Regions from separate parts of the Homo sapiens genome. Here region 1 is linked to region 2. Evidence: chromatin loops called from intact Hi-C (ENCODE). Cell type or tissue: mammary epithelial cell. All regions are shown on one strand. Links, peaks and the distances in the headings refer to the core of each region. The heading gives the core; the rest is flanking DNA.

Evidence for each region. A loop is a pair of places that touch in the nucleus more often than their neighbours do. Peaks named below come from ENCODE experiments on the same cell type or tissue, not always from the same donor. Only the 100,000 strongest peaks of a DNase experiment are listed, where the experiment ranks them.
Region 1: a loop joins it to region 2, with 7 times the contacts of the local background. A loop is called at or near these places in 44 of 110 quality-filtered maps.

What each region holds. Positions count from the first base shown.
Region 1 is chr20:45,444,629-45,454,328 of GRCh38, reverse strand. LOC105372631 (a long non-coding RNA gene) reads right to left here. Exons shown (of 4, transcript NR_159957.1): 3 at 6,513-6,732; 4 at 5,748-6,085. Among named protein-coding and RNA genes, the nearest start is that of WFDC2, 20 kb to the left of the region's middle. In mammary epithelial cell, for the core only: CTCF peaks have their summits at 3,750 (motif pointing right) and 8,171; no DNase peak of the experiment used is centred there.
Region 2 is chr20:45,315,198-45,324,897 of GRCh38, reverse strand. It overlaps RBPJL (recombination signal binding protein for immunoglobulin kappa J region like), which reads right to left. Exons shown (of 12, transcript NM_014276.4): 10 at 8,556-8,711; 11 at 8,318-8,421; 12 at 7,074-8,212. The coding sequence ends at 7,939. It also overlaps the pseudogene TRV-CAC14-1. Among named protein-coding and RNA genes, the nearest start is that of MATN4, 12 kb to the right of the region's middle. RefSeq lists an enhancer at 3,568-3,617. In mammary epithelial cell, for the core only: a CTCF peak has its summit at 5,168 (motif pointing left); no DNase peak of the experiment used is centred there; H3K27ac peaks cover 335 bases; H3K27me3 peaks cover 460 bases.

The DNA.
Region 1 (9,700 bases), core at 619-8,618, 130 kb before region 2:
ATCGGCTGCTTCTTTACCAACTGCTGCTCTTCTTACAGCTCTAATCTCCATCCAGTCATCCCTTCTTACAGCTAAGATGTATTAAGATACCCAGTCATAGAACTGCTGCATTTCCTGAGCATCCGATGCAGAGCAAAGCCTGCTTCTTTAAACCGTCCTCCAAATCAACGAACACAAGCCTGAGTCCTAGAAGTCCTTTCTAACATCCTCTTAATGAGATGTCACTGTGTGATCACCCAGGTCTGTATTCTCCTTTGCCTTAGTGAGTAATAAACGCACATTGTTCGACTTCTAGTTCAGCTAGGAAGAGGGGTATTCCTAGTGGTCTCTGGCTGGAGATATTGACAGGTATTGTCATCATCCATATTTTATCAATAAGAAAACTGAAGTTCAGAGAAGTTGAGAAACGTATGCAAGACCACAAGGCAGTGAGTGAGAACTAGCTGTATCTAACGCCCAGTCTATGTCCTCACTTGTTTAACAATCCCTGCTATTCCAGCACTCTATGCCTCGGTTTTCTCATCTGCAGCAAGGCAGTTAGACTTTGCTCTCCAAAGGTCCCTCCAGCCCCCATCTTCTCGGAGGCAGGTGTGTGAATGCATTGTCAAAGGAGCTCTGCCTGGAGGAGCTGGCGAGAACGTCTCTTTGGCTGGGAACCCACTGGATTCCAAACAGATTGTTCCCATGATGCCTTGCAGCTAGAAGGTCTAATAATGAACTTGAAGAGTGGTGCATCCTCAGAAATACCTTCATGAGCCTTGGACCCCTGCCCACCACCTACCTCCTACCCCCTCCTCTCAGCCATCCTCTTTTCTATTTCTGAATTACATTGCCACAGCTCTTGCTTAACTGGGGGAGGCAAGGCAGGGGGTGACTCAGGAGCTCTTACCCTACTGAGCACCCTCCTCTTCCTACAGTTGCCTCTCTCCCCATCCCCAGTGAGGGGCACCTCACAAGGGGGGCTACCATCTGGCAGCCTCTGCAGATATTGTAGGGAGCTTTAAAAAGAGATTCTCTTAACTATGAATCCTAAGAGACTGAAAGCTCCTGGAGGGGACTTAGCAAAATGTTGCACAAGAACCAAAAATACACTTTGTGGGAGGTGGAAGTACTTTGATTACCATTTCTCAATCTCTGCAGAACTGTCTTAGTACAAAGACAGCTGACCTGGTTAGTGGGCTTCTTGAGAGTAGTCAGGACCCATGTGGAAATGAAGGGCCAGGGGCAAAGGGGACACATATTTGTTTCTTTTTTTTTCTTTTTTTGAGACAGGGTTTTACTCTGTCGCTCAGGCTGGAGTACAGTGGCACAATCACAGCTCACTGCAATCGTCACCTCCCAGAATCAGGTGATCCTCCTACCTCAGCCTCTGAGCAGCTGGGACTACAGGTGCATGCCACCACGCCCAGCTGATTTTTGTATTTTTTGTAGAGATAGGGTTTCAACATGTTGCCCAGGCTGCTCTTGAACTCCTGGGTTCAAGCAATCCACCTGCCTCAGTGCTGGGATTATAGGCATGAACCACCATGCCTGGCCCATATGCTGGTTTAATGGGAAACAAGAGTGCTCTTCTAATAATGAGTGCTATCAGCTGGAACCTGGTGCCAAGAGGAGGTGAGCTTCCCATTGGAGAAAGTACGAAAGCTAAGGCTGACTAATGAGCTGACTTCTATGAAATTCTGGGTTTTCATTATTCAGAAGCCTTTCCCAACTTTTCTTCTTCCAGCACCAAATCCCTCTCCCATCCCAACATGCACACACCTATGCCACTCCCCCCATGGGTCTGCTTCTTAGAGGTAAGAAAGGTAGTGGGCTCTCTCCTGATGAGCTGGGTGGAGCAGAGGGAAGCAGGAAACTCAGGCTACAGGGGAGAAGGGCACGACTCTCATGCAAATGAGGTGGTTCCCCCATCTCTCCTAGGTTACTCCTCTTCCCCTTCTACCCACTGACGGCACTCCAGGTTCACCTATATTCAGGGTTGGGTGAACTTTGAGGAATAAGCTGGGGTCTCCTATGATGCAGAACAGCTACTTGGAAACCAATACAAATACTCCTTTCGGAGAGGCGGGAGGTAAAGGAAATTAGAATCCTTTTTCTAATGCCCACATCTTTGCCACACCCAAAAGCTTATGTTTTCCTCTTTCTTTCTACCTGATAAAATTCAGTTCATCCTTCAAAATCCAGGATGAGCGCTGCCTCCTCTGCGACGCCAGCCTTGACCTCTTCAGGTGAGATTAAGGGCCTCCACCTGGGTTCTCGCAGCGTTTGTGCTGCTGAAACTATTCCTCTGTCTCCCCTGTTCTGGTCCAGCCAACTCCTAAGTGGGGTGCACTGTGGTACAGAAAGAAAATATTTAGAAACTTCAGTTTATTCATTTCTAGCCTATACTTTATTAAAATTTATATTATTGAATACTTATAATGTACATATTAGTACAACAATATGCACATACTTATAAATACGGGAACTGCACACTCAAAAACCTTTTCCTGGGCCGGGCACAGTGGCTCATGCCTATAATCCCAAAACTTTGGGAGGCCAAGGCGGGAAGATTACTTGGGGTCCGGAGTTCGAGACCAGCCTGGCCAACGTGGTGAAACCCTGTCTCTACTAAAAATACAAAAATTAGCCAGGCAGACGCCTGTAATCCCAGCTACTCGGGAGGCTGGGCAGGAGAATCGCTTGAACCTGGGAGACGGAGGTTGCAGTGAGCTGAGATCACACCACTGCACTCCAGCCTGGGTGACAGAGTGAGACCCCCATCTCCAAAACAAAACAAACAAACAAACAAACAAAAAAACCTTTTACTGAAATGGGTGGTGTGAGGGATCAAACAAATTTGGAGGCTACCGTTTTGGTCATTACTGTTTTCCTGGTGCCTATCACAAAACAGGTGCTTAATATTTAGGAGTGAGGCCTGGCGTGGTGGCTCACGCCTGTAATCCCAGCACTTTGGGAGGCCGAGGCCAGAGGATTGCTCGAGGCCAGGAGTTCCAAACCAGCCTGAGCAGCATGGAGAGACCCTGTTTCTACAAAAAGTTAAAAAATTAGCTGAGCATGGTGGCACATATCTGTAGTTCCAGCTACTGGGGAAGCTGAGACAGGAGGATTGCTTGAGGCCAGGAGTTCGAGGTTACAATGAGCAATGATTGCACCACTGCACTCCAGCCTGGGTGACAGAGCAATACCCAGTCTCTAAAAACATATGTATTATGTATATATGTGCACATATATGTATATAATTATACTATTCCCTACTGGAAAATGAGTGACCCGGATATCACTTACAAACACTAGTGATACATATGTGTGTGTATATATGCATATATATGTATATAATTATATACATGTGTATGTGCATGTATAATATATATTATATGCATATGTATATAATTATATACATATGTGCATATACACATGTGTATATGTAATTATATATTAATAGAAATAATATGTATAAATATATAAAATATGTATATTATATACACATAATATATGCTATATACATGTCTGTTTTATATATGTATATAATTATATACATATATACACACACATGAGAGTGAATGAATGAACAAGTGAATGAGGCTGCCTGGGTTGTCTATTATAATGATTATATATGTTAGCTGTGTGACATTGGGCAACATACTTCCCTTTCTTAGGTCTGAATTCCTCATCTGTGAAATGAGGAAGTTGGATCAGATTCCCTCCCAAATGCCATCCAGCACTAGTTTCTAAGTGATGTCCGGGTCACACATTTTCCAGTAGGGGGCAGTATCATTTAGTCAATAATAATCATAGTTAATGTTTAAGTTGCAGTCATTACATGGTCCAAGGGCTCAGCATGTGTTAATTCACTTAGCTACACAACAACCCCACACAGGGAGAAGACAGGTACAGAGCACACCTACAAGTTAAATCACTTGTTCAAAGCCACATACAGAGTGTGGCAGAAGATATGTGCCCTACCCTTACCCCGGACCTGACTCCTTCGGTGCCACCAGCTGATTTCCAAGTGCTAGTGTCTGCATCTCTTTGCCTGAGGGCTTCCTTGGAAGCCACACAAGGAGGGCCCAGGCCCAGATCAGCCGGAAACCCTCAGTCCATATGGAGACTGGTGCCTGAATATCTCCACTGGTGCATAAACACTTGCTCTCCTAGGGAAAGGGGGTGATAGCTGCTGCGAGGAATTGTCTGGCCCTGCTCCCAGCATTCCCAATGGGATTAAGCTCAGTCACAAACAGTGATGGGGGGCTTGATGCCTCACCCTTTCTCACCCCCACGCCCACCTTACCTAATAAGCTGCTTCTTAGATCCCCAAATTCCCAAATTCAGACAAACCCAGAATTAGGACTTTTATAGCCTGGCTGGAAAGTCTGGGCTCTAATTTACACAATCTTCCTCCCAAAGGACAAAGCCTTTGGGTCTGTCACATATGCCTGGGTTCTGCCATTTATCAGCTGTTATGGGTTGAACTGTGTCCTCCCAAAAAAGCTACTTGGAGTCGTAACCCCCAGGTCCCTCCAAATGTGACCTTATTTGGAGATGGGCTCTTTACAAAGGTAATCAAGTTAAGATGAGGTCATCAGTGTGGGCCCTAATCCAATACAACTGGTGTCCTTAAAAAGGGGACAGACGGGAGAACACTATGTGAAGACTGGATTTATGTGACCACAAGTCAAGGAGCTTCCAGAAGCCAGGAGAGAGGCCTGGAACAGATCCTTCCCCAGCTTCTTCAGAGCAAACGCAGCCCTGTGGACACCCTGATCTCACACTTCTGGCCTCCAGAATTTAAGAGGGTAAATTGCAGTTGTTTAAACCAGTCAGTCTGTAGTCCTTTGTTCTAGTTGCCCCAGGAAAACAATATGGCAGTTACGTGACATCACCGTGCCTCCATATCCCCCTCTGTAAACTGGGGACCATAATGCACCCTCCTTCACAGGATTCTTGGGAATTAAATGAAATAATGCGTGTAAAAGGCTAAGCATGGAGCCTGGTACATGGTCGGTGTCCACTAAATGGGTAGTTGTTATTGCTGTAACTGAAATAACAAACCACCACCACCACCCTACAACACACATACAGAGATACACACACACACACACAACTTCAGGGAAGGGGATTTCTTAGATAAGCAGACAATTGACCCTCATGCTCCTTCCCTTCTCCTTCAGAGAGACCAGGAGAACAACCTACCCCTCAATCTGACCTGGCCCAAAAGTAAAAAAAAAAAAAAAAAAAGAAAAGGCTTTAATGTTGAAACATCACTCAGGTTTTTGTGTAGCTTGGAGTGGCCATTAAGAGGTAGGTGTTGCAATGGGTTTTCTTCTTACAACTGGTAGGGCCCAGTCTGATGGCAGGAAAAGCGGTGATGCTGCTGTTCTGCAAAATATTGGGAAGATCACCCAATATTAAGGTTCTTAGTTGCAAACAACAGTATCCAATCCAGTTTGTTTAACTGGAAAATGAATGTTTTTAAATATTGTATAAGGCCAGAGAGACAAAGCCTGAAACTACACAGACAAGGAAAAATGTCCAACATCACAGGGAGCGAGGGGGATTCTTTCATGAAAACCCCCCCGCCACCACTACTTGGCAGAGCTGATGCTCAGAACTGGATGCCAGGAACTCCACCCCTGCCATCCCCAAGGAACCCAGTGGGGGGGTGGGGGGTGGAGGACGAAGGTGAGGATGCAGTGAGAATGAGGGCTACGGTGAGAGAGTCCTGGATTCAAACCCTCAGCCTGTCATCCGTGCTGGGCAGAGGAGATGTACTCATGCCCTCCTTTATTCATTCATTACGCAAATATTTACAGACTACCTCCTTTGTGCCAGGCACTGTCCTAAGTGCTGGGGGTAACGTGATGAAAAAACAAAGGAATGTGGTTTGTGTTCTCGTGGTGCTCAGTTGATCAAATCAATGCTGAAACAAGCCTGTGGGGAGAGGAAGGAGGCAGGGTTCTGCTGTGAAGGAGAAGGTTGAGGAGGAAGCAGAGAAGGTGCTGCACTATTTCAGAAAGCAGCCACAGGCCCTGTCTGGGGCATCCTCAGATGTCAGCATCTCAAGGCAGCACAGGTGACAGGCTCTCTGCAAAGAGAAAGGAATTTGTTAATTGTCGTTGCTGAAGCCCTTGACTTGGACACTGTGCAGCTGGCAGATCCTAGACCCTCCCAGAAATGAGCACCTCTGGTCCTCCCTGCAGTCAAGGCAACAGACAAGAAGGCAGTGAGTTTGCCAAGCCTGGAGGGGGGTGGCTCAGGAGCACTGCAGACTCACTCTGCAGGGTGGCTGCCTCAGTGTTCCCATCTGAAAAAGGGGAACAGGTAAGACGGCTCAGATTATTTCAGAGGTGCTTCTAGCAGTGACCTCCTGCCAAGCTGGCTTTTGGAAGATGTGTTAAGTCTGCGGTTTCACAGGACACGTCGCCACTTTCTCCTCGGAAGGCAGAGAGAGCCTCAGCATCAGAGGAGGGACACTGTGTAGGTGCGAGGGGTGTAGGACCTGTGAACTCTACCTCTTTGCCTCAGATCTTCCCTCCGGACCTGCTCCTCGCCTTAACCCATGCCCTGGGTTCCCGGCTCTCTTGTGTGGCAGATCCTGGCTCACTCCTGCTTCTCCAGGAAGTGGTTCTCCTTCCTTCTGCAGCGGCCATATCCAAAGATCTTGCAGATCCTGGAGCTGATGTTGAAGAAGGACCTGGAAGGAAGGCTCCAGGTAGAAGGCAGGTGGCGGGGCTCCAGAGACAAAGGAGGGTCAATAAGAAGATGGTCATCACAGCGGTCTACACAGCAAGCAGCAGAAACAACCGGCATGGCCAAGCATGGTGACTCACACCTGTAATCCGAACACTTTGGGAGGCCGAGGTGGGTGGATCACCTGAGGTCAGGAGTTCGAGACCAGCCTGACCAACATGGAGAAACCCTGCCTCTACTAAAAATACAAAAATTAACCAGGTATGGTGGCATGTGTCTGTAGTCCCAGCTACTCAGGAGGCTGAGGCAGGAGAATTGAAGGAGGCGGAGGTTGCAGTGAGCCGAGATCATGCTACTGCACTACAGCCTGGGCAACAGAGTGAGACTTCATCTCAAAAAAAAAAAAGGTAAAATATTTTTATGAATATTTGAGAATTTAAGTCTCTGCAATTATTCAATGTGTTCATTCAGCCACAGACTTCTTCACCTCTTTAGTAAACCATCAGGTAAACAGACGGAAAACAAAAACCTGGTGAAATGAGAAAACCTTTGCATTGATGTGGAAGTTGTTTTCTTGGTTTTCTTTTTAAAGCTAGAAATCACATTCTGGTAGACGATTAACACTTTAACTTGATCTTGAAGTCTGGAATGATTTGTATTCAGATTCAAAGCTCTTGGGCTGAGCAGGGCTGGGTTAGGGTGCAGAGAGCAAGGCAGGACTGTGCAGGTGCAAGGTTGGACCCTGTCTTTATTTTAAATGTTTATATTTTGTTCATGGACTTTTAAAATTAATTTTAATTTTTTAAACCATTGCATTTTAATATGATTTATCTTGATGGCTGAGGTTTTTGACTTCTTAAATTCTGTGTCCAAGACCTCATTCATCTCACCCTTGTCCGGAGGTGAAGCCCTGTCCCTTGGGGCTGGATGAATGAGCTGGATCTTTTGCTGAGAGCAGATATGATGGAGACCCAGAAGGAGGATAACACCAGAGCCCTGAGGAGGGAAGTGTGGGTGCCACAGAGTAGAAATCATTAGGAAAGGGAAGGCTGTGGTTCCTGAGGGCAGCCTCGCCTGCTGGGTAGCTCTACCTGGGGCTGCTACTCTTCCCTCTTCACCTTTTGATGAGCAAATCAATGAGTTCCTGTACATTTAGTCCTCTAAAGTAGGATGATTTATCTGTTTTCTTTGAGTTGTAGGAGTTGGAAATCTTTATTGTTTAATGCTTTTCTTTATTTTCTAAGTTTTCTATCATGAGCATATATTACTGCATTTAGGTATCAGGAAACAGCAAAGGAAAGACATTTAATTACTTATGTAAAGAACGGAATCATCTTCAACAGAGCAAAGCATTCTTACTATTCAACAGACCTGAGACAGACCGAGGGAACAACACATATACACAGGTCTTCAGTGTTTGCCTGGACTGGTGCAGTAGCCTACTCACTGGCCCTCTGTCTCCACCCTTGGTCCCCTACAGGCCACTCTCCACACTGCAGCCAGAGGGATCCTGTGACAATTTGAATCAGATCATGATGTTCCTGTGATTTCCCATCTCTCTTACAAAGCCTAAGTTTTTATACAGTCCTACAAGGCTTGCCCCCACAGCCTCTCTGACCATATCATCTTACACTCTCCCACCCCACCCACTCAGCCCCAGCCACACTGGCCTCATCGCTGCTGCTCAAACACATCAGGCACAGTCTTCCTGGGGCCTTTGCACTAACCGCGTCTTCTTCCTGCATTGCTCTTCTCCCAGCTGGTCACGATGCTCACTTACTTTCTACAGGTTCTGCTCTTTGACCGGTCTACATAAAAGAGCAGCACCTCCTTTACCCCCATTACTCCTTATCCCCTTCCACTATTTTGTCTTCAAAATGCTTGTCATGACTCACATATTATCTCCTTATTTTTCTATTGCCTGCCTCACCTAGAGGGTAGGGTCCTTTGCTGCTGTGTTTTGTTTACAGCTATGTGCTCATGGAGAACGATGCCTTGTAGGTACTTGGCAAATATTTGTCAAATGAATTAATCTGCTCATGCTCATTGATGGTGGGGATGGTGCTGCAGTCATTGAATAGAATGAGGATAATTAAGTTCCCTGGAAAAAAGTGTATTTGATCATCGGGCACCTCCTTGTTAGGAATCGAGTTCTAACATGTTATAAATGGTCTCGACATGGGAGGTCAGAAGAGGGAATGATTTTTTCCAACTAGGGGATCGAGAGAAGTTTCTCAGGGGTTGGACCTGGATATGAGCTTTGTAGCACAGTTGGATTGGGACTGGAAGAGAAGAGGGTAGAAAAGTGGACTAAGGGATCGGCACAAGCCAGGTACTTGGGGAATGTGGAGGACTTATGGCATGATTCTGAAACTGCCTTTGTGAAAATTATAACTGAGGAAATTATGACACTGAAAGAGATCAGACCTAACCAACTCTATCTTGCCTCTACCCTTTAAGCTGTCCTTGTTCATTCCTGGGTGTAGGCAGAACTAACCTTAGGAAGGAATTTAGTTTATGGTTTGACTGAAACAAAATTGACACTAGCCCTTTCCAAAACATACCTCCTTCTTACCTGGGTAACAGTCTGCCTTAATTAGCTACAAAATTAGAAATTACAGTTTAGGAATCATGCAGCAAGAGTTTGAACCTCCCCAAATTGCTCCTGGTGATAACATCACTATTGTAAAACCTAAGATCAGCGCTTGAGATATTTTGCAGACCCTGCACTTGATGGATCAGCTGACACCACCCAGACCAGTAATCTGGCTCAACCAGTTCTGCAATCCCACCCAGGAACAGAAGACAGCAAGAAAACCTCACTTCAATTCCCCTGTGATTCCATCTCCAACCTGACCAATCAGCACTCTCCACTTCCCGAGCCCCTACCCACCAAATTATCTTTAAAAATTCCAATCCCGGGATACTTGGGGAGACTGATTTGAGCAATCATAAAACTCCAGTCTCCCACACAGCTGGCTCTGCATGAATTACTCTTTCTCCATTGCAA
Region 2 (9,700 bases), core at 1,165-9,164:
CTGCATGGCAACAAGAGAGCTGCTGAGCGGCAGGCACCCATCTAGATGTGGGCTCTCCGCACCACTGTCTCCGCCTGCTTCACTCAGGCCACTGCTGCAGCCAGGCTGGCTGGCAGTCTCCGGAAATAGCATGGGCCATCTTTCTTGACCACTATAACAACCCTGTGAGGTGGGTAAGATCCTTGTTACCAAGAGGGCAACCTGCCCCTAGTGTGTCTGGAGAGTCGAACCTTAATTTCAGGTCCTTGGACATTGGTGATCTTCCTTTGGCACCATGTTGCCCAGTACTTTGCTGGGGTTGGGGAAAGGACGCAAACAGGAATTGGTGGTAGTTGGAGCAAACCCTCCCATACACACCATGTGGCCAGGAACCCATTCTTAGGGCTTTATACCAGATCCCATTTAATTGTCAGATCTCCACAGAGTAGGTGCTATTAGTAACCCCATTTGACAGATAGGGAAACTGCATCTAAGAGGTTAAATACCTTGCTCAAAGCTACACAGCTTACCAGTTGTAGAGGTGAGATTTGAACCCCGGCAGTCGGGCTCTAGAGTGCTAACAACTGCACTGCCTATCAAGGGGTTTATATCACCCAAGGCTCCCTCACTGGGGGCTGTTCATGCCCCTGCAAACCCCCTCTGAACCAGTGATTCTGGTCTTAAATCTCGTGGCAGCTTAAATCTCTCCTGAGACTTTGCCACACTGTTTTTCTGAGTCCCATGAGGTTGAGTGGGTCTCTGTTCTCCTAACTTGTGTCTTGTAGAAGGCCCTCACATCTGTTAGATCTGTGCTGACCACTATGGTAGCCACTGGGAACTGTGGCTATATTATAAATTTAAATTAATTATAATTGTAAAAATAAAAATTCTGCTTCTTAGTTGCACTAGCCTTGTTTTAAGTGCTCAACAGCCACATGTGGCTAGTGGCTACTGTATCAGGTGGTGCAGACACAGAACATTTCCAGTTGTAGAAATTCCTGTTAGGGCTGCTTTGGATGGTGTGAGACTGAGTCAGGACCTCTGGGTTTGGGTTTCAGCTTTTACCAGCTGTTACCTTGTGATCCAACAGCCTATAGGGAGGCAAGTCAGAGCTTAGCACACAATAAGTGCTCAATATATGGTGTTCTCATCATCAGTGCCATCTTTTTGGGTAAAGTATTAGTTTAAGAAGACCCCCCCAGGAGATTGAGACGATCCTGGCTAACACGGTGAAACTCCATCTCTACTAAAAGTACAAAAAAAATTAGCCGGGCGTGGCGGCGGGTGTCTGTAGTCCCAGCTACTCGGGAGGCTGAGGCAGGAGAATGGCGTGAAGCGGGGAGGCGGAGCTTGCAGTGAGCCGAGATCGTGCCACTGCACTCCAACCTGGGCGACAGAGCGAGACTCCATCTCAAAAAGAAAAAAAAAAAAAGAAGACCCCCATATTATCTATTGATATTTAAAATTACCCCCAAACTTAGGGGCTTATAACAACATAAATATTATCTCACATTGTTTCTGTGAGTCAGAAGTCAGGAGCATTAGCTGGGCGATTCTGGCTCCATCTTGTGAGGTTGCAGTCGACGTTGGCCAGGTCTTGCTGTCATCTGAAAGCTTGACTGGGCTGGAGGATCCACTTCCAAGATGGCTCAGTTACATTTCTGACAACTTGGTGCTGGCTATTTTGGCAGGAGGCCTCAGTTCCTCATTGCGTGGACCCACATAGAGCTGATTGACAGTCCTCGTGATGCGGCAGCTGGTTTCTCTCAGAACAAGCGATCCAAGAGAGCCACCAAGTGGAAGCTACAGTGACTTTTATGACTTAGCTTGGAAGTCACCCACTATCTCTTCCATAATATTGCATGGGTCACATGGGTCAGCCCTATTCATTGTGACAGGAGACCACCCAGGGGCAGGAGCACCTGGATACAAGACTCATTGGAAGCCATCCTAAATGCTGGCAGACATAGCCCCATCAGTGGTCAACCTCGACTAGGGCTTTATCTGTCTGGAGAGCCAACTCTGGTTATTTCTGATAATATATAATATTTCTGAGAATTGGGCAGTGGATGCAAAATGGATTTTGGACACTATTGGTCCACTTTTTGTTTTTTAATTTTTTGAGGTGGAGTCTCACTCTGTCGCCCAGGCTGGAGTGCCATGGTATGATCTCAGCTCACTGCTATCTCTGCCTCCCAGGTTCAAGTGATTCTCCTGCCTCAGCCTCCCAAGTAGCTGAGATTACAGGCATGTGCCACAATGCCTGGCTAATTTTTGTATTTTTAGTAGAGACAGGGTTTCACCATGTTGTCCAGGCTGGTCTCAAACTCCTGATCTCATGCGATCCGCCCACCTCGGCCTCCCAAAGTGTTGGGATTACAGGCATGAGCCACCACACCCGGCCAAAATGTAGGCACAGGTTTAACTAGTTTTCTGTTTGTTTCCAACCTCGATTAAACTCACTAAATTTAGGGGGAAAATCTCGTGTTTTGGCCCGGTCTCAAACTGGTGACCTTTCATGTGTGAGGCGAATGTGATAACCACTACATTACAGAAGCCAGGCATGGGCCCACTTTTTGTTCATGATCTTGCCAATCTTCAGAGGTAGCAAAACCATGGGACAATGCCTGCATGGGGTGTGGGAAGGCCTACAAGTGAAACACATCTCCCCTACTTATGATTTGCTATGTTGTTTGGGGAGTAGACAGAATTCTAAGATGGCCTGCAAGATTTCTGCCCTATATATACAACCTGTATAATTCTCTCTCCTTGAGGACCTGTAAATATGATGGGATGCCACAAGGTTTATGATTAGTTTACATTAGATAGCAAAGGTGAAAGTGCCCATCTGGTGGCAAGCAGCCAGCTGTAGTGGGGGTTTATCACTTTGCCCTCTAAATGCATTATTGTGCCACTGCTACCCTGCCTGCCTTTGTCCCTTAGGGTCTGGAACAGGGCCAAGCCTGTCTAGGAGGCTGTTCTGAGCTGGTCTGTGGCAAAACCTTATAGATGGTTTTGTTTGTTTGTTTTTCTTTTTTTAGACAGTCTCGCTCTGTTGCCCAGGCTGGAGTGCAGTGGCACAATCTCGGCTCACTGCAACCTCTGCCTCCTAGGTGCAAGCGATTCTTGTGCCTCAGCCACCCAAGTAGCTGGGACTACAGGTGCACGCCACCACGTCTGGCTACATTTTGTATTTTTTATTTTTTGAGACAGAGTCTTGTTGTCACCCAAGCTGGAGTGCAGTGGCGTGATCTCAGCTCACTGCAACTTTCGCCTCCTGGGTTCAAGCGATTCTTCTGTCCCAGTCTCCCAAGTAGCTGGGATTACAGGTGTGAGCCACCGTGCCCAGCCTATTTTTGTATTTTTAGTAGAGACGGGGTTTTACCATGTTGGCCAGGCTGGTCTGGAACTCCTGACCTCAAGTGATCTGAAGTGATCTGCCTGGCTCGGCCTCCCAAAGTGCTAGGATTACAAGTGTGAGCCACCATGCCTGGCCACAACCTTATAGATGTATTATGGGTTTCACTTCCCTTAAAACCACTTCCTCTTTCCCTTGCCATCTTCACAGGTCTGTGCCCTACCCAGGGGGAAGCTGTCAGAGAATTTTACCTATGCTGTGGTTATAACTTAATAGAAGTTAAAAAAAAAAAAGAAAGAAAGAAAGAGAGAGAAACCCCAAGGTCGGTACTTACTGGGGAACTAGCTTGTTAATAATGGTGGAACACCAGGCAGCATGAGAGCTGGTAAATTGGAGATTTGGGCCTTATCCTCACTACATGCCCCATCCCCACCCTCTGCAACACACATGTCACCTACACACAGCAGCGTGGTAGAATGAGAATGAAGAGAAACTCAGAGCCCCAGATTTAGTGGTAGGAGTGCAGGATTTGAATCAATTGTAGGCTTTGCCATCTGCTGTGACCTTAGCCTCCTCTCTTGGAGCCTCAGTTTCCCCATCTATAAAATGAGGAGGAAATACTGACTAGGGCCATGATTCTTAACCCTGGCTGCTCACTAGATTCACATGGGAGGGTTTCAAACAATACAGATGCCTGAGCTCCACACTCAGAGATGTTAATAGAATTGTTCCATGGCGTGGCCGGTATATTATTAGTATTATTTTTTTTTTTGAGACGGAGTTTCACTCTGCTGGAGAGACCCTAGGCTGGAGTGCAGTGGCGTGATCTCAGTTCGCTGCAGCCTCTGCCTCCTGGGTTCAAGCAATTCTCCTGCCTCAGCCTCCTGAGTAGCTGGGATTACAGGCACACGCCACCACGCCTGGCTAATGTTTTGAATTTTTAGTAGAGACAGGGTTTCACCATGTTGGCCAGGCTGGTCTCAAACTCCTGACCTCAGGTGATCCACCCACCTCGACCTCCCAAAGTGCTGGGATTACAGGCGTGAGCCACTGCGCCCGGCCCGGTATATTAATTTTTATAGCGTGGCAAATGATTCTAATATAAAGAGGACTAAATTAATCCATAAATGGGTTTTAGTGTTAGGAAATTCCCTGGAAGTATGTAGAATTCTGTGCATAAACCCCCAAAGGGTCTCCCTCTGTCACCCAGGCTGGAGTGTAGTGGCACAATCACAGCTCACTGCAGCTTCCACTACCTGTGCTCCAGTGATCCTCCCTCCTCAGCATCCCCCCGCCCCCACCCCATAGCTGGGACTACAGGCGTGCACCACCACACCGGCTAATTATTATTATTATTTTTTTATTTTTTTGAGACGGAGTCTCACTCTGTCCCCCAGGCTGGAGTGCAGTGGCACGATCTCGGCTCACTGCAAGCTCCGCCTCCCGGGTTCACGCCATTCTCCTGCCTCAGCCTCCCAAGTAGCTGGGACTACAGTCGCCCGCCACCACGCCTGGCTAATTTTTTGTATTTTTTGGTAGAGACGGGGTTTCACCGGGTTAGCCAGGTTGGTCTCTTATCTCCTGACCTCGTGATCCGCCCGCCTCGGCCTCCCAAAGTGCTGGGATTACAGGCGTGAGCCACTGCGCCCGGCCCTATTTTTACATTTTTTTGTAGAGATGGGGGAGGGGGTCTTGTTATGTTGCCCAGGGTGGTCTCGAACTCCTGGGCTTAAGTGATCCTTGCGCCTCGGCCTACCAAAGGGCTGGGATTAAGGCCCGGTTTTTAAATATAAATAAAATGAGAACTTAATGCTCGGGTGGAGAACAGTGCCACCTGCCGGTTTCACTTTGCATTAGCAATATCTAAATATCTGCCAATGCCATATAATGCAATTCACTGTTTATTGAGCACCAACTCAACATGCGAGGCATTGTGATGCACCCTTTAGGACATGCAGAGATAAGAGCTCCTTTCCCCATGAAGATGGCAGCCTAGAGGAGACAATGGGCATGTAGGTAAAACCTTTGATCCAAAGCAGGCAGTCGATATGGTCCCATTGAGGGTCTGTGGGAATACAAGAAAAAAGCCTGGGGCCAGGGCTGGCTTCGTGGTTGTGCAGCCTGTGCTTGGAAGGCCCCTGCACTTGGTTTCATCATTTCCTGTGGCTGTCTTGAAGTTCTTTTTTTTTTTTTAATCCCGTGTTCAGTCGAATTGAAATTCTTGAATAATTTTTGAACAACGGGCCATTTTGCACTGGGGCCCACAAATTATATAGCTAGTTCTACCTAGAGTAGTTTGGGAAATTTTGGAAGAGGCGACACAGGACCTGGCAGGGCAGTAGTGGAGGGAGAGGAAAACAGGAGGCATATGGTAGTGTGGAAGTGGGGGTGGGATCCTTAGGCCTGGGTGACTGGGTGGTGTGGGGGAAGGAGCTAGAGGTGGTGCTGCAAGGCAGGTGGAGAGGGAAAGGAGTTTGATGTTAGATGGCTTCAGACTCAGTGCAAGGAAGACCTCCAAGGACAGTTTCAGCAGCTGGAACTCAGAAGCTAGGCCAGGGCTGGAGCTTTGGTCACAGACTTCCAGATGGATACCTTGGGGACACCAAAGGTTATAGGATCCCCTGAGATGGGTGAGGACTAAGACAGAGCTGTATGGCTGGGTCTGGGCTTTTGGTCCAACCTAGATTATTGGCTTCTGGGACTCCTGCCTTGAGGAGTGGTGGAGGAAGACTTTGGGGGCAGGGCTGGACGATGAGCGCTTGAGCCCCAATTCCCCATGTGGTGCGCTATGACACTCTTCTCAGCCTCCTCCCTCCTGGCTGCCTGCTTCAACACCACCATGGACGGTGAGTCAGGCGCTCATTTCAGGGACATTTCCCATTCAACTCATTTGCTGCCTTCCTCAGCCAAGATTCACCTTCAGGGGCCACAGGCTTCTTCCTCACCCCTCACAGTGGGTTGCAGCCTGCTGATGGCAGATGGCAGAACTTAGTCAAGACTTTGGGAAGGCTAAAGAACATACCCCATTTCCTCTCCTCTGCGTATTGTTCGTTTCTTTTTTCTCATGGGACTTTCCATACCCTGGGGGAGGAGTTTTACAAGAAATGAGCTCTTCCTTAGGAGGGCAAGCTCTTCTCCAGAGGGTTAGAACCTAGAACCCACATTTCAGACCAGTTTTCCCATCAGGCACCACCAGAGGCTGGTGCAGGTAGCTGGCACCCATGATACTTATCTGTGTCCTTGATTCCAATAGCCCAAGCCAGTGTTCTGCCTGGTTTTTTTTTCCTTCCCTATAAAGCACAGACTGGGTAGAGTGGTACCTAGGGTGGGTAGGCTGGTGGGGAATAGATTGTGATTCTGTCCATCAGCCCCATGCAGAGAGGCCCCCCTCTCAACTACATTACTGCCCAGTCAATCCCAGGAGTTCTGCCCAGGGCTATCCTGGGAAAGCTTTGTTTTGAAAGGGTCCCGTGGTCACCTCTGGGCCTGGGGTGCACCCTTGCTTGGGATGGAGAGATAGCTAGTAGGGTAACAACCCCAGGGCAGGGACAGGGACTCAGGATGCCAGCTGCCTCTGCACCCTGTTCCTCCTCTAGAAAACGTCCAAAAGGTAGGCTCTCTGCTCCATCAGACTTGTGGTTCTTTTCTTTCTGTGCAGGTCCCCTCTTTTGTGTGTTGGTGCGAGGGTTGGGGGAGGCACACTTGGGGAGGTGGCTCATACAGACCAAACTCTGCCTTGGATAGGATTGATTTTAATGCAGCTGTAGAATCCCTGATCCTCAGGACTGCGTCCTGCTGGGCCTGTGGGAGAAGTGACTGGGGGGGACAGTTAAGGCGGCAAGACCTCATCACTGTCCAGGCACCTGCCCAGCCACCAAATCTGTGGACCAGGGAGCAAACACAGGCAAAGGTACTATGCCTGGCTGCAGTCAGAGAGAGTCTCGGGAGGAGCAGGTCTTTGTGCTCTAGGGCAGGACACAGTGCTCTAGGTGGGAACTGGTGCCCCAGGTGGGACCGAATTCCCCAGGTGAGACTTAGAGAGACCCGGTGCTCCAGGTGGATCTAATATTCCAGGAAGGACCTGGTGCTCCAGGGTCCTGATGCCCCAAGAGCTTGCCCCCTATGCCTGGATGTGTGAAGCTGTGTGTTTTCTCTTCAAGAGGGGACACAGATGCCTGGAGGGTAAATGTCCCAAACTTGGCTCCTCGGGGCATGTAAAATTGTGTGTGAGAGGCAGGGAGAGCTGAAGAGAGAAAAGGACAGAAGGATAGGGACACGCACATAGGTCTGTAGACTAAGTACTGAGGGGGAAGGGAGAGAGAGAGAGGTTTAGAGACAGAGTGAGAAGAAATGAAGACAGGGAGAGCCATACACGACGGACACAAAGACAGCACCACTCAGGTCTTGTCTTCCTGTATGTGTAAGGACAAGGGAGGGAGTGAGCCGGGTAAGACCCACCAGGCCCGGTTTCTAGGGTGAGCCTTCAGCTGCCCTTCTGCAGCAAAGGGGCAAGGAAGCAGGGCCTAGAACCCAGAAACACGTCCCCGCGCCTGGCGCGGGCGCAGCCCTCCAGGGTGGGCAGCCGGGGCTACCGGGCGCGCCTAAGTCTGGATGAAGAGGTGGAAGTTGGTGCGCGTGAACTCCTGATGGATGCTCTCCAGGAGCGCGTCGGCGTCGGTGGCGGGCTCGGGGACGCCGGGGTGACCCGGCCGCACGCTGTATTCCGGGGTGTAGGTGAAGGAGAAGGCACTAGGGTAGAAGAGCCCGTCGGCGCGCACCAGGCTCATGGGGATTGTGATGGGAGCGCGCAGCCAGCGCCAGTCGCTGCAGAAGGCCGCCACGTCCGGCACCACGCACACCAGGGACCGCGGGCTCCTGGGGGTGGAGCACCAGGGTGAGGGCTGCGGCGACTCCGACGACGCGTGCACCCCCTTCCCCTGCTCCCCGGGGCCCAAGAGAGGCTGCCTCACCACCCCGTACCTGTACATGGTTTCTGCCTCCACGTCCCCAAACCACACCTTGAGCCCCGCGTGGAAGTTCTCTCCGTGGAGCTCCAGCGTGGCCACGTCGCCCCCGCCGCTCAGCTGGGGGAGGGTGGGACCAGGTGAGGTGAGAGAACCAAGTAGGGCGGGAACCCGCTGCCCCCCACTCACTAGCACCACCACTGCCCAGTGCAGGCAGGGTCCCCCTGCCCAACGCCCCTAGCGCCCGGCTTCACCTCTAGGGTGCTGATGAGAGGCACCGGAGTGACCGGCTCCAGGGTACACGCCAGGCTGGTGCTGAAGGAAAATTCCACCGACTCGGTGCCGATGATGGTCCAGCAAGAGCTGTCGTTAAGCAGAGCCCTGTTCGCCTCCTTGGGGCAGGGAGAGGCCTGGGAGGAGACCCAAGGGGACGAGGCCGAAGCTTCTCATGGTGGCCACCAGTGTAGGGAGCCAGCATGGCGCGTGGGCTTCTGCGTTAGACCGAACTGGATACTAATCCTAGGCTCTGGGGTTCACTTGTCCCCTCAGCTTGGACAGTGCCCTTAAGTTCTCTCACTTAGCGTTAAGAAAGCTTGTTGAGCTAGCTGATTTCTTCTTTCTTCTTTCTTCTTTCTTTTTTCTTTATTTTCCTTCCTTCCTTCCTTTTCTTTTTCTTTCCCTTTCTCTCTCTTTTTTCCTTTCTTTCTTTTTCTTTCTTTCCTTCCTTCCTTTTCTTTCTTTCCCTTTCTCTTTTTCTTTTCTTTCTCTTTCTTTTCTTTCTTTCTTTCTTTTTCTTTCTCTCTCTCTCTTTCTCTCTTCTTCCTTCCTTCCTTCCTTTCTTCCTTTTTTTTTTTTTGAGACTGAATCTCGCTCTGTCGCCCAGGCTGGAGTGCAATGGCCTGATCTTGGCTCATTGCAACCTCCGCCTCCCGGGTTCAAATGATTCTCCTGCCTCAGGCGCCCGGGTAGCTGGGATTACAGGTGCCAGCCACCACGCCCAAATAATTTTTTTGTATTTTTAGTAGAGACAGGGTTTCACCATGTTGGCCAGGCTGGTCTCAAACTCCTGGCCTCGTGATCCTCCTGCCTCAGCCTCCCAAAGTATTGTGACTACAGGCATGAGCCATTGGCCCGGCCTGGGATAGCTGATTTCTAAGGGTCTTTTTTCTTGGGATTCCAGAATTTTTTTTTTTTTAACATTGTGCAATTCTATGCTCTAATAATCTACAATTTTAATATTCTTTGGGAAGGAATATTCTTGGGGAAGGAATAATACTTGCTATTTTCCACATATTATAATTCTATCTCGTAACATTCTATGATAATATTCTTTTGGGAGTACTACTGCTTAACGATAATTATTATTTTCCACATTCTATAATTTTCCACATTCTGTGTC